Regions from separate parts of the Homo sapiens genome. Here region 1 is linked to region 2. A link is an interaction called in ENCODE POLR2A ChIA-PET data of the cell type or tissue named here. Cell type or tissue: OCI-LY7. All regions are shown on one strand. Each heading gives the region's core, and the rest is flanking DNA. Links, peaks and the distances in the headings are about the cores only. Region 1 has its middle 30 kb from the start of IFNGR1. Region 2 has its middle 38 kb from the start of MIR548A2.

The links. Peaks named below come from ENCODE experiments on the same cell type or tissue, not always from the same donor. Only the 100,000 strongest peaks of a DNase experiment are listed, where the experiment ranks them.
Region 1: POLR2A ChIA-PET joins it to region 2 with 5 read pairs; 1 of 35 experiments calls an interaction of 5 or more read pairs at or near these places.

What each region holds. Positions count from the first base shown.
Region 1 is chr6:137,246,837-137,251,240 of GRCh38, reverse strand. No RefSeq gene overlaps it. Among named protein-coding and RNA genes, the nearest start is that of IFNGR1, 30 kb to the right of the region's middle. In OCI-LY7, for the core only: no CTCF peak of the experiment used is centred there; a DNase peak (open chromatin) is centred at 2,310.
Region 2 is chr6:135,274,928-135,279,331 of GRCh38, reverse strand. No RefSeq gene overlaps it. Among named protein-coding and RNA genes, the nearest start is that of MIR548A2, 38 kb to the right of the region's middle. In OCI-LY7, for the core only: CTCF peaks have their summits at 729 and 935; no DNase peak of the experiment used is centred there; H3K27ac peaks cover 763 bases.

The DNA.
Region 1 (4,404 bases), core at 225-4,224, 2.0 Mb before region 2:
TTAAAACAAACCAAAGAGACGCACAGAAAAGAGAAAATCCAAAAGTAGTTAAAAGGAGAAGATATTCACCTCAAAGAATCAACGATTAACAGCTGCCTTCTCAAAAGCAAGAGTGGAAGTCAAAAGATTGTGATATATTGTCTTCAAAATACTAAGAAAAACTCAGTACAACTGTCTTTCAAGAACAAGAATAAAACACATTTGCAGACGAAGACAGATTTTGCTAGCAACAGACTTCACTAAAGAACCTCTGAAGAAAAAGGGAAATGATCCCAAAGAAATATCTCAGATGCAAAATGGAATGGTGAGTGAAGAAAACCATAACACCTGGCTCCATCTAAGGAATCACTGATGGCATGAAACAATAATATCAACAGTGACCACTTTTTGCAAGTTTAAAAATTAGGCAGAGCCGAAATACTGAAAAAAATTGCATTGCAGTTGGGTGAGAGGTAATCAGGGTTGAAGCATTCTAAGACCTTAATGTTTAAAGGGAAGGAAAAGTTTAAGTTGAGACTTATTAAATTAAATGTAAACATTAAAGTTTCTAAAATAACTATTAAATACCTAGACATAGAATGTATAATTTCCTTCTTTTTTTTTTTTTTTTTTTTTTTTTTTTGAGACAGAGTCTCACTCTGTCGCCCAGCCTGGAGCGCAGTGGCGTGATCTTGGCTCACTGCAGGCTTTGCCTCCCAGGTTCACACCATTCTCCTGCCTCAGCCTCCCAAGTAGCTGGGACTACAGGTGCCTGCCACAATGCCCGGCTAATTTTTTGTATTTTTAGTACAGACGGGGTTTCACCGTGCTGGCCAGGATGGTCTCGATCTCCTGACTTCGTGATCCACCCGCCTTGGCCTCCCAAAATGCTAGGATTACAGGCGTGAGCCACTGCGCCCGGCCAGAATGTATAATTTCCAAATTAGCAAAGGGAAAAAAATGGAACATAAGTGAGGGAGACTTTGAATCAATCCATTTACATAAGTCAAAAAACACAAAACTAAACAATATGCATTTCGACATACTTATATGATGACATTAGTTCTTTTTAACCAAAGGAATGATTAACACAAAGTTTAAACCGGTATATACCTCTCCCGAGGATAAGGGAGAGCCTCCACCGGCCCAGCTCAGGGGGAGCTGGTTGGATCCTTAAAGGAAGTAAACAGAAACCTCAAGTTAATTTGAGGAGAAGTTAAGAAAGGGATTGTGTACAAAAGTAGGGGCAGTGTGTAGAAAAACAGGTTTAATGCAATACTCCATTGGCCAAAACTAACAGGAAGTTGAAAGGCAAAGGAGGCTGCAGATGGTGTCCATAGACATCCTCTCCCTAAAGCCCAGAGCCAGTGAGGCAGTGAAGAGGGAGCCAGGTGAAGGGCAAACCCAAGATTACACTCAGTGAGGCTCATTTCATTCTCCTTATTAAAACAGTGAACGTACGTTATTTCTACCAGTTTGTATGCATGATATATTTTACTGGGGAAAAAATACAATAAAATTAATAATGTTTGGGCTTTTCTTTTCTCATTGAAAACTTTAAAAATGTTTCAAAAGTAGGAAGGGGGAGCGAGGAAAGTAAAAAAAAAAATTAAAATGACTAGTAATAGCCATTATTTTTCTTTTGTTGTTATCTATCTTTTTTTACTTCTTTGTATCCTCTGCTATGGTCTAAGGGTTTGTGTCCCCCTGAAATTCACATGTTGAATTCCTAATCCCCAGGGTGATGATATTAAGAGATGGGGCTTCTGGGAGGTCATTAGATCATGAGGGTGGAGTGCTCATGGATGGGATTAGCTCCATTATAAAACAGGCCCACAGGAAGAGTGAACCAGGAGGAGAGCCCTCACCAGGCACCCAGTCTGCCTGTGTGTTGGTCTTGGACTTTCCTCCAGAACTGAGAGAAATAAACTTCTAATGTTTATAAGCAACTCAGTTTATTGTGTTTTCTTATAGCTGCCTGAATAGACTAATACACTCTCATCTGCAAAGAGGACAGCAAAATATTTTAAAGGGTCTCAACCTTAAGTTGTCTCAAGCACAGAGCACCTGAGGCAGTGAAGCCAGTAGCAAAGTGAGAGGCAAAGAAGCTTAAATCAAGTTTGGCCTACAGCTGTCTCCTTATGTATTTTAAGTTTGACTTAAAGGCTTCTCTGTACCTAAGGAACTATAACCTCAATGGATTTGTAAACAGACTGTAACCTACTCTTGTGCCAAACACTGAGTTTTGGCCAGTCAGAGAGGGCCAACCTTTTCAACCGTGTTCAAATAAGGCAGGCACCATGCTGTGACCAATCCAGCTGCTTCTGTACCTCACTTCCGTTTTCTGTGCTTCCCTGTTCTCTTTCTGTTCATAAATCTTCTTACATCACGTGGCTGCACTGGTGTCTCTCTGAGCCTACTCTAGCTTGGGAGGCTACTTCATTCACAAATTGTTCTTGGCTCAATTAAATTCCGTTAAATTTACTTTAGCTAAAGTTTTCCTTCTAACACTCATTTATCAGATCTGTCAGCCAAGAAATAAAAGCAATTTCCAAGTTTCTCACTGGGAAGTCAGGGATGACCATTTATGAGGAGGTAGTTTGGTAGATCAAAAATGGCAGACTGGGAATGAATTAAATCTCATTTACGTGAAAATAACATACAAATAAAAATTAAACAGAAAAAAACAATTTAAACATAAATAAGTCTAAAGATCATAGACAAAGTGGTTTTCCTTTTTTTTTTTAGTTTCAGTGTTCTTCATTATAAAAAACATTTTATTTAAAAGCATAGTCAAGCAATAATAATGACTAACAACTCCTGGGTGCTTGCTTTTTGTCAGGCAGGGTTCTGAGTGTCATACATGCATTTAGTCCTTTTGTCATGACTGAAACCTACAAGAGAGGACTATTAGTACCTTTTTATAGATGAGGACACTGGGGCATAAAGAAATCAAATCACTAGGCAGTGGTAGAGCTGAGCTAATGTCCTTTCATGCCTGTGGCCTTGAAGCTGCTTGGACTAAGGGGCAGGATGCCTGCCCACAGCTCCATCCCTTCCATCTTCTCCTCAAGCAATGGGGCACCCTAAAAGAGGGCCTGTGGAACTCAAAGAACTATGTGGAACACAGTTTGAAGTCTACTGACTTAGAGGGAAAGAAGAACATAATAACATTCAGGAAAATATTGGAATTGAGTATTTCATTTGAAACAGGGCTTCCCAGAAGCCAAGAAAAACTGGGAACTAGCATGGCTTAGATAAGGATTTCCTAACCTATGACTCATTGAAGGCCCTGAAGTCAAAGGTAAGCTCCTGTTCATGTGGTTACCTGAGTGTCCTAGACACCCTTGCCCATGGAACTAAGTTTCCCTTTAATGTCCAAGTCAGGAATAATCTGAGTCTTCAGCAGGGTTGGGTGACCAAAGTCCAGTCTTTATCCAGCTTCTGACAAAATGGAATCTAGAAATTTCAAGGCAAGCCCATATGTGCCAAAGATCATCCTGATTGTAGCTTGCCATCCCAGTCAGACTTCTGGCTCTACAATGTAGTTCCTCCCAATTTCTTACCATTTTATATGAGTAATTCTACACATATAGCATAATTACAATATAAAATATTGGTTAAGGCCACAAACTTAGAGATCTAACAGACCTGGGTTTCAATCTTGTGTCAAGCACTTATTAGGTGTGAGCAAGTTGTTTAACATAGCTTCGGTTTCTTCATATGTAAAGTAAGGATTATAATATACACCTAAAAGACTATAGTGAGAATTAAATTCAGTAAAGCATGTGCCTGGGTCATCCGATGTACTCTGTGAATGGTAGCTCTTGCAGAATTATTAATTTTTGCAACAGAGTCTTCTAAAAAGATGCAGAAACCTTAATTCCATAGGACCATTTCTCATATCAACATTCAAGAATGTCAAAGACATTCAAATAAGGCAGATTAAGTTACATTAGTAAAGGCAACTTTACAAAGAGTTACACTAAATAATTCTGGTGATCTAATTTGATATTGTGATTTAATTTGAAACAAGCTAGAACCTGAAATCGTACTAGGGGTGAATGGTTAATATTTTACTTAAACTGTCATCAATATCAGCTACCTTAATTGCACTTTCCTCATGAATTGAGTCAACTCGAAACTGAGCTTTTGGGTGAATTCATAGAATACAAGTATTATTTGTTGTAAACTGAGACTAGATGCACAGGTTCCAGATGTGTACATGGCAAACTTTACTTCTTATTTGGAAATTATGAAGTATGTTTTGCTTGCTAAATAAGTGGGAATTTGCTCCAATCTTGTAAGGAGGGGGAAAACAAGGGTAGTGAAATTCATCTCCCAGAGAGCACTTCTCCTTTTGCTTCCTAGAATATCACCAAGAAGGGCATGTAGATCTTCCTTAAAACAGGATGAGAGAGTTTT
Region 2 (4,404 bases), core at 241-4,240:
TTGGGAGGCCGAGGCGGGCGGATCACGAGGTCAGGAGTTCGAGACCAGTCTGGCCAACATAGTGAAACCCCGTCTCTACTAAAAATACTCAAAAAATTAGCCGGGCGTGGTGGTGTGCGCCTGTAATCCCAGCTACTCGGGAGGCTGAGGCAGGAGAGTCATGTGAACCCAGGAGGCGGAGGTTGCAGTGAGCCAAGATCGCGCCACTGCACTCCAGCCTGGGCGACAGAATGAGACTCTGTCTCAGAAAAAAGAAAAAAGAAAATTAAAAAAAAATAAAAAATAAAACCAGGTTATTACAAATGATGAGTTTGAATAAATGAGGGTAAAAGTAGGTAAAAAATGTAAACAAGGTGGCATCAGAGAGTCAGGAGAAATGACATTTCTATGCACACATGGCGGGAGGATGTTAGGTTTTTTTTTTTATTTTTATTTTACTTTAAGTTCCGGGATACATGTGCAGAACATGCAGGTTTGTTACATAGGTATACGTGTGCCATGGTGGTTTGCGGCACCCATCAACCTGTCATCTAGGTTTTAAGCCCCGCATACATTAGCTATTTGCCCTGATGCTCTCCCTCCTCTCGCCCTCCCCACCATTTATTTTCATTTTTTGACTATATTGACAACTGGATACAGATAGTGTGACTAGTTCTATTTACCTACCAGTAGCTGGAATTAAGGACTACTTTCCTAAATATATTTTTATAATTTAGGATCCTCAATAATTTTAACACTTAAATATGTGTTTTAATGTATGTGTATGTCAAAATGTGAATGTGTACACATTCACTTACTCAACAGCTTAATTGCTGAATGCCCGTTTGTTGACAGACACTTGAACCAGGAGCCTTGGCTCTTCTACTCTGTTTCACCTTGAAATTGTCATATATTTATTATGGCTGCTGTCACCCTACAGTGGCTGTCAGAGGAACTCCATACTCTACCAAACTTGAGCCTCATTAACAATCTTTAGTAGACAAAAAAAAGCATTATTCTCCCACTTTTAAAAACCAGTTACAAAGAAGTCAAATGACTAGACCAACAATTGATCAGAACCCAGGTGCCCTCTGCCCAGTGCTATGTTTTTCCAAACAGGAAAATTCTTTACTGACATCGAAGAAATGTGGAAATAAATTATAAGACAAGCCAATCTGTGTTCCCTGTGTAAGACACAACTATGAATTAGTAAGGCTAATTTAGATATATGTTTTTTGGAATCAACTTATGGTCTCTTCCTGTAGTCATTTATGTTTGTGTTTTTGCTGCAATTCTCTGTTTGTGTATTTTATTTTTAGGCAAGAATCTAAAATATGAAATCCCAACACAGGTCAAATAAGAGAATTTTTAAAAATATGTTTTATTTCAATAGCTTTTGGAGTACAAGTGGTTTTTGGTTACATGGATTAATTATATAGTGGTGAAGTCTGAGAGTTTAGTGTACCCATCACCCAGGTAGTGTACGTTGTACCCTATATATAGTTTTTTATCCCACATCCCTCCTCCCACCTTCCCCCTTCTGAGTCTCCAAAGACAATATATCACTGTATGTCCTTATGTCCTCATAGCTTAGCTCCCACTTTTAAGTGAGAACGTATGGTATTTGGTTTTCCATCCCTGAATTACTTCACTTAGAATCATGGCCTTCAGCACTATCCAAGTTGCTGCAAAAGACATTATTTTGTCCCTTTTTATGACTGAGTAGTATTCCATGGTGTATACATGCCACATTTTCTTTTTTTGTTGTTTTTTTTGTTTTGTTTTTGAGACAGTTTCACTCTTGTTGCCCAAGCTGGAATGCAATGGCACGATCTCGGCTCAGTGCAACCTCCGCCTCCCTGATTCAAGCGATTCTTCTACCTCAGCCTCCAGAGTAGCTGGGATTACAGGCGCCTGCCACCATGCCTGGCTAATTTTTTTTTTTTTTTTTTTTTTTGAATTTTTAGTAGAGACAAGGTTTCACCATGTTGGCCAGGCTGGTCTCGAACTCGACCTCAGGTGATTCACCCACCTTGGCCTCCCAAAGTGCTGAGATGACAGGTGTGAGCCACCGCGCCCAGCCCAACATGCCACATTTTCTTTATCCACTCATTGGTTGATGGTCACTTAGGTTGGTTCCATATCTTTGAAGCTGTGAATTGTGCTGCAATAAACGTGTGTGCATGTGTTTTTTCATTTAATTACTTATTTTCCTTTGGGTAGATAGCCAGTAGTGGGGTTGATGGTAGATCTACATTTAGTTCTTTAAGGAATCTCCATATTGTTATCCATACAGGTTGTACTAATTTACATTCTCACCAGCAGTGTAAAACTGTTACCTTTTCACCACATCCACGCCAACATCTATTGTTTTCTGACTTTAATGATGGCCATTCTTATCGCTTCTCAGCCTTTTGGCTAAGATCAAGTGTAATAATAGCCATTCTTGCAGGAGTAAGGTAATATCTCATTGTGGTTTTAATTTACATTTCCCTGATGTTTAGTGATGTTGAGCATTTATTTATGTTTCCCGGCAATTTGTATATCTTCTTTTGAGAAATGTTTATTTATGTCATTTGCCTACTTTTTGATGGGATTTTTTTTTCTTGCTGATTTGTTTGAGTTCTTATAGATTCTGGATACTAGTCCTTCGTTAGGTGCATAATTTGCAAATATTTCCTCCCATTCTGTGCATTGTTTACTCTGATGATTATTTCTTTTGCTGTGCAGAAGCTTTTTAATTTAATCAGGTCCTATTTATTTTTGTTTTGCTGCATTTGCTTTTGGGGTTTGAGTCATGAATTCTTTGCTTAGGCCAATGTCCAGAAGAGTTTTTCCAACATTATCTTCTATAATTTTTATGGTTTCAGGTCTTAGATTTAAATCTTTGATCCACCTTGAGTAGATTTTTGTATAAGGTGAGAGATATGGATCCAGTTTCATTCTTCTACACGTGGCTATCCAGTTTTTCCAGCACCATTTATGAAACAGGGTGTCCTTTCCACAGTTTATGTTTTTGTATCAAGTAAGAGCATTTAAGTTTTATGTTTTGTAAATGGGAAAAAGAGATATGCAGAAAAGACCAGAATTCCTTTTTCGAAAACTTTTTATGAGCCAAACAAAACACAATCATTTAATGCATTGTATATTCAAATCCAATAGTTATTGTTCAAATGCAAATAAATTGTGTTTTCTATTAAGGGGTAATATATTTCCGTTTGACCTAAGGCTTCTTTAGATCAACTCACCAGGCTGGAAGTACCACAGACCACTTCATGAAATGCAAGCCTGACCATACCACAGCCTCCTTAAAACTCCACACTGAAGCCCCATCCATTATCCTAAATCCATTGAGATCTTCCTGTTTGCCTAGAATAATTCCTATACATCTATCTTTGTGCCCTCTGATACCACAAATGAAATTCAGTCACCTTGGAAGTGACAGAAAAATTAAGAAACTTGGTTGATACCTGTAAAAGTCCAAGTATCGTTTACAGCCATACCACCCTGAACGTGCCCGATCTCAGCTGAAAAAGTACAAGCAGCTCAGCAGTGTGGACAAAAGCCTCCAGGATCCACTCCTGTGGCTTTTCCAGGTTCATTGGCTTGCTGTGGAAGTCCTCTGCTCACATGGCAGCAGGACCATACTACTTCCCTCCGATGACCATTGACACTCCAAGCCTTTGAGTTCTTGCTACTTGAAAACAGTTTTTTCCCAGTGCCTTTCCTGGGTATTACCATTCTGGTTTCATCTCAAATGTCACATGCACTAAGATTCCTTTCCTGATCTGTTAACGTTGGGTGAGTTACCTCCCAGTGTTCTCATTATGCCCTACACCTAATGCCTATCAAGACATTAGCACAGAACATTGAAACTGACATACCTATAGATTGTGAGCTCACGAAAGTTAGAAATGCTATCATGCACATCTTTGTATGCATGACACCAGCCACTGACTTGGCACACAGTAGGAGGCTGAAAATGCTGTTCGGACCTGGGTGTGGATCACAATAGAAAGGCTGAAATAACAATCTACTAATATTCTCCATCTATCAATCAACATGTATTATTCAATATATCTTTTCTGCCTGAGACAATTCTTATAATTGCTCAGTATCACAGAATGTTCTCAAATGGAATATAATCTTTTTAAAATTCTAAATGCCCAGCAAGAATAGGGAATTTATGGAGAAATCTAAAAGTATTTCATTAGTCATTCTACCATAGCTTCCCGTGGTCACAGCTGTCTTCTTTCTTTTTTCATTCTCTCTTCCCTATATCACACTCTCTTTTTTTCTCATTTCTGGCTCCCTTTTTTCTTCTTCTCTGCCTGACTTCAGCCAGTAGCATTCACTGAACTCAAAATTTAACCATTAACACGACTACTGATCACTGTCTCAGTCTGCTCCTGATGCTGGGGAATC